2 separate regions of the Homo sapiens genome follow, and region 2 is linked to region 1. Evidence: read pairs that join two places in POLR2A ChIA-PET (ENCODE). Cell type or tissue: OCI-LY7. All regions are shown on one strand. Links, peaks and the distances in the headings refer to the core of each region. The heading gives the core; the rest is flanking DNA.

Evidence for each region. ChIA-PET counts read pairs that join two places held together with the same protein. Peaks named below come from ENCODE experiments on the same cell type or tissue, not always from the same donor. Only the 100,000 strongest peaks of a DNase experiment are listed, where the experiment ranks them.
Region 2: POLR2A ChIA-PET joins it to region 1 with 13 read pairs; 2 of 35 experiments call an interaction of 5 or more read pairs at or near these places.

Annotation. Positions count from the first base shown.
Region 1 is chr9:124,195,819-124,198,737 of GRCh38, forward strand. No RefSeq gene overlaps it. Among named protein-coding and RNA genes, the nearest start is that of NEK6, 61 kb to the right of the region's middle. In OCI-LY7, for the core only: CTCF peaks have their summits at 1,976 and 2,177; DNase peaks (open chromatin) are centred at 1,463 and 1,723; H3K4me3 peaks cover 537 bases; H3K27ac peaks cover 1,175 bases.
Region 2 is chr9:123,757,687-123,760,605 of GRCh38, forward strand. DENND1A (DENN domain containing 1A) reads right to left here. Exons shown (of 24, transcript NM_001352964.2): 5 at 17-136. Among named protein-coding and RNA genes, the nearest start is that of DENND1A, 170 kb to the right of the region's middle. In OCI-LY7, for the core only: no CTCF peak of the experiment used is centred there; no DNase peak of the experiment used is centred there.

The DNA of each region.
Region 1 (2,919 bases), core at 176-2,675:
AAAAAATGAAGCTACAGGCCAATCTCTATAATGAACATCGATGTAAAAATCCTAATAAAATATAAGCAAGCCAAAATCAAGAACACACAAAAAAGACTACATGTCATAACCAAGTAGGGTCTATTTCTGACAGGCAAGACTGGTTTAATGTGCACAAATCAATCAATGTGGTACGTTACATTAACAGAATGAAAGATAAAAACCACACAATCATCTCAGTTGAAACAGAAAAAGCACTTGACCAAGTTCAGCATCCTTTCTGGATAAAAACTCTTAACAGTTTTGGCATAGAAAGAAAGTTTCTTGACATAATAGAGGCCATTTATGAAAAAACCACAGCTAACACCATAATTAATGGGGAACAATCAAAAACTTTCCTACTGAAATCTAGAACAAGGCAAGGATGCCCACTCTCTCCACTTCTATTCAACATGGTACTGGAAGTATGAGCAAGAGCAATCAGACAAGAAAAAGAAATAAAAGTCATCTAAATCAGAAAGGAAGAAGTAAAATGATCTCTATTTGCAGATGACATGATTCTATATACAGAAAATCCCAAAGATTCCACACAAAAAAACCCTGTTATATCTAATAAATAAATTCAGCGAAGTCATAGGATGCAAAATCAACACACAAAAGTCAATAGCAGATCTACACAAAAACAACAGCCTAGGTGAAAAACAAATCAAGAAAGCAATCTTATCTACAAAGGCATTAAAAAAATACTGAGGAATAAATTTAACCAAGGAGGTGTAATATTTGTATACTGAAAACTAGAAAACATTGATAAAGAAATTGAAGATCTAAATTAGTGGAAAGCTATTTCATGCTCATGGATGAGAAGAATTAATATTATTAATATCTGTACTCCCAAAACAATGTACAGATTGAATGCAATGAGGTCAGGGGGTTTAATTGCAAGTAAAAAAAATAAAAGAAAGAAAGCTTCTTCAAAACAGCCCAAGAAGAGAAGGGAATTTATTAAAACAGGAGGGTCCCAGAGATCCAAGGCTGGACATGGAGCAGCTTCAGGAAGGCAGGAGTAGGGACCCAGAAAGTTGTCAGGAGATCTGGAGGTAGTGTCTTAGGCTCCTTGTGACTATCTCTCTCTTTATCTCAGTCTTCCTTCTTATTTTCCTTCCTTTCTCTCTCCCTCTCCCGCTCCCCGCCTTGTCTCAGTATCTCTCCTGCATGACTGCCTCTTTCTATCTTGTCTCTGCCTGTCTCTGTCTCTCCCTCCCATAACTGCATTTCAACCTTTCCATGATTGAGTCTTCTCTCTGCCATTCTATGAGCAAGTGGCCAAACACAGCCAGTCCAGCCCAGCTTTATGCCTCCTTTCAAATAACCAGCCAGGAAGGCAACCCAGTATCCCTGATTCTCAAAGCCAAAGTCACAGGAGAAAGAAGCTGATTGGCTCAGCTCAAATCAGCCTGCACCTCTGGTCTAATCAGCTGTCGCTAGGGGAGCAGAGAGGTACAAATATGGCCCCTGAGGTTCCACCTAGGGGAGAGGAGGATACAAGAGAAGGGAGCTGGAGGGCTGGCCAGGAGCACAGATGCCCACCACACCTGCCTGCCCAGTTGGACCCTCTCAGAGACGGGTTTTGACCTGAATTGAGCTTTGGTCCTCTTGGCCCCTTGGCCACGGTCACGTAGACTGCTAGCTGAGCTCCATTCCCTTCATATCTGCACATGGTACTTCCCGTCTCTGAGTCTCTGCTTCCTCATTTGTGAAATGATAGTAACAGCCCCTCCCAGTGGGGTGGTTGCAAGACGACATGAAGTTGTGTGGGCAGAGGACCCAAGGCCTTGCTGGCCACAGTGACTATGACACATCTGAATTCCCTAAAGTCCTACAGTTCCCGTGGTCCTCGCCTACCTGCCCCACTCCTCCCTTCTTCCCCTACCTCCACCATCTTCCCCCACTGCCAGTACGGCCCCAGGATGCTTGTGGTTACAACCAGTGAGATCTACTGCCCTCTACCACCACCCACATATCGCTAATTTGAGAAACGCACACCAGGGTGTCTGGGTTTAGCTGTTGAAACCACACATTCTGACCATCTTCTCAGTCCACTGAGCCTCCGTGGTCAGCCTGGCTGAGCTCTTTGTGGACCAGACATTGTTCTGCGGTCCCCACTCTAAAATCAGGTGGGGGCAGCATTAAGGAAGCCTTGGTGCCTATAGGATATCAGACACCCCAGATGCCTCAGGGATCTCCTTGAATGCTGCGCTACACACTATGGACAGATGCAACTGTTGATGTCATTTCTTTTTTTTTTTTTTTTTTAATTTGAGACGGTGTCTCGCTGTGTCGCCCAGGCTGGAGTGCAGTGGCGTGATCTCGGCTCACTACAACCTCCACCTCCCAGGTTCAAGTGATTCTCCTGCCTCAGTCTCTCAAGTAGCTGGGACTACAGGCATGCACCACCACACCTGGCTAATTTTTGTGTTTTTGGTAGACGGGGTTTCACCATGTTGGCAAGGCTGGTCTCAAACTCCCGACCTCAAGTCACCTGCCCACCTCAGCCTCCCAAATTGCTGGGATTACAGGAATGAGACACCACACCTGGCCCGTTTCTTCTTATTTTTGTTATTTTCTTATTTATTAAGCCAGCGTTCCCCGCTGCCTACTCTCTTCTTACTGGAGGCTGACCACTGGGGACTTCTGTATCTATGGAAGATGTGGGTGTTGAACTTGGGAACCTCAGGCCATGACATAAGGCTGAACAGGCCTCACCATGTCCTTTGGGTGCAAGAAGATCACGTGGAGAGGCACATCCAGCACCCAGCCCCAAGGCCCACCTCCTTGTCCCAGAACCCTAGTCTACCACAAATCTCCCACCTTCTGCCCCAACAAGAGAGTTCGGGTTGTTCCCAAATGGAGTCTTCCATGGACCTATGAATCTGACCAGGG
Region 2 (2,919 bases), core at 171-2,670, 440 kb before region 1:
AAGCCTTCTCCCTTACCTTAAGATACAGAAGCAGCTCTTCGCTCCTGAAGATAAGCGGCAGAACCCGAATCTCTGTTTGCTGTCAATGTCAGTGAGCACGAATGTGAAGTTCTGGCCAACTTGGCTAACTGTGAGGCTGCAGCAAAGGCAGAACAAAGGGGAAAATGAATGTGCAGTAAGTTTCTTGATAAAGTATCTAATCACAATGAGTCGTTGAACTTATAACATTTCCTCTCTCAGTGGAACTCTTAAAATTTACACATTTCAAGGGAACAGACTGTAAGCTAGTTAAAAAAAAAAAAAAAAAAAAGACAGCCAGCAGCCTATTCTAGTGACCACCTCAGAAATCAAATAATCAGAGCTATCATACCTTCTCCTTACTGAGTTCAGTCTCTGAGGCAGCTCTGTTAGTCAGCCCATCAATTCCGAAAGGTGCCCTCTATTAACCTCATTTTGCTGATGAAGAAATAGTCTAGAGAGGCATTGCCTAAGGTCAGCTGATCAGTGGCAAAAAGCTGGATTTTAACCCTCGCGCTGATTCCACAGGCCACTCTACCAGCTTGCTGCTAACAATCCTCACCTGAGAACTTCCCTAGTTCAGAAAATAAGAGTGCTTGCCAGAGCAAAAGGTAAATGTTACTATGTGCCAGCCACAAAGTTAGACATCATATATGCGTAGACCATCTCCCTGACTCTCAGGACAACCATGGAATTTAGAGGATGTTCCCATTTTACAGAAAAGGAAACTAAGGACCAGAATACATCCTTAGTAACTGAATCACGTTCACACAGCTACAAAGAGGAGGAGCTGAAATTGAAACTGGAAAGAAAACAGGGCAAGCTTAGGTGTTACTTTCCTAAATTCCTATATCTTTCATAATTTCTGAATTTATGAGAAACATATTTCCTATTTTAGAGGACAGAAATAACCAAAATGTCTAGCATTGCATGGTGTTTTCTAAGAAATGGAAACAACATTTTAAAGAAAGACGTTAAAGGAAAAAAGCTAAAAATATATCAATACAAAAATTTAAAAACCACACATAAACGCAACATTAAAATATCTATTTTTAAAAATTTTAAAAACAATACTAATCAGATTACAGAAACTCTTTGTTTTGTTTTTCTGTTTTGAGATGTAGTCTCGCTCTGTTGCCAGGCTGGAGTGCAGTGGTGTGATCTCAGCTCACTGCAACCTCCACCTCCCTGGTTCACACAATTCTCCTGCCTCAGCCTCCCGAGTACCTGGAACTACAGGTGCCCGCCACCATGCCCAGCTAATTTTTTTATATTTTTAGTAGAGACGGGGTTTCTCCATGTTAGCCAGGATGGTCTTGATCTCCTGACCTCGTGATCCACCTGCCTCGGCCTCCCAAAGTGCTGGGATTACAGGCGTGAGCCACCGCGCCCGGCCAAACTCTTTTTTTAAAGTTGTAAAATGTCTAAAAATCCAGTTTTTAAAATCAGTTTACCAGTTAGCTTGGATTTCATTCCATTTTAAAAATTTAAACATCCCGCTTCCGTCACAGTTATGGCGGCTAAGGCTACCACCTACTTGCCCAGCTGTTGCTGCTAGAGCTTGTAGACAAATGTATAGGCTCAAGAATTCACATTGTGGTGAAGAGTCATTAAGAAATCGTGGGTACTCTTCTAGGAGTTGATGACTTTGTCAAGATGGACTAGAAGAGGTCACTGAGTTTGAAATCACACCAGAAGGAAGAAGTACTATTGTTGTTATTATTATTACTATTACTTTGAGACACAGTCTTGTTCTGTCACCCAGGCTGGGGTACAGTGGCACAATATTGGCTCACTGCAACCTCTGCCTCCCGGGTTCAAGTGATTCTCATGTCTCAGCCTCCTGAGTAGCTGGAATTTCAAGCGTGCACCAACACGCCCAGCTAATTTTTGCATTTTTAGTAGACAGAAGGTTTTGCCATGTTGGCCAGGCTGGTCTCAAACTCCTGGCCTTAAGTGATCCGCTTGCCTCAGCCTCTCAAAGTGCTGGGATTACCGCCTGGCCAGGAAGAAGTATAATTAAATTAGAGCAGATTTTGCTAAGTGGAAATAATATAACAATGCTAGTTCCTGTCAGAGAAGAACCTGAAGAGTGAATGGGTTTCCCTACCTTATGCTAGATTCAGTTTTGTCTTATAATGGCAACAAAATAGAATTTGCTTTTTACCTTTAAATGCTTAGATCCCATAAAGCTAAATTTCGCATTCAAGGGAAATCCTTTGAAGATGTATATCCATTTTTGTAAGTTACAGTAATTATCTCAGAAAAAGAAGAAAAGAGTTTTTTCTCTGAAGATTAAAATAAAGGTATTTTTGGTTAAAAAATCCAAATTCTAATACATGAATTTATATTAACGTAATATGCTAGAATTCAACACTGAGTTATTCAAAGGAACTCATCAACTCATATTGTATTTTACAAAGTGTATTCAAATTGGTAAAATAGTCAAATCTATGCTATCAATTATTACTTTATAAATTATCAGAAGAAATTTAAAAATCATGGTTTACCAAGCTTTTTCCAAAGGTAGAATTCTTATTGAGTCTTTGGATATGATATGAATAAAGTTTTCAAAGATAGGGTAGACTTTCTAAAACTCCCTTATACAGCCACATAAATAATTAAAATTAAAGGAATTTTCAAGGTATTCCAATACAAAGGTCAATGGACTCTGCCTGGTCATATTTAAGGAGACAACTCCATCTCTTAGAGAGTGGTTAGAGAGTACAAGAAAATAATTCAGAAAGAAAAAGTGTTCCACTCTCCTTATTTAACTAGGAAGGTGAACAAAAACAAGGTGGCAATTTAAAAGCAACGTGGTCATAAAGCAGGTGTAAGTAATGCTATCCCTCCACCTTACACAGCCAGGAGAAGAAACACATTTCTATAAAAGTTATAGGG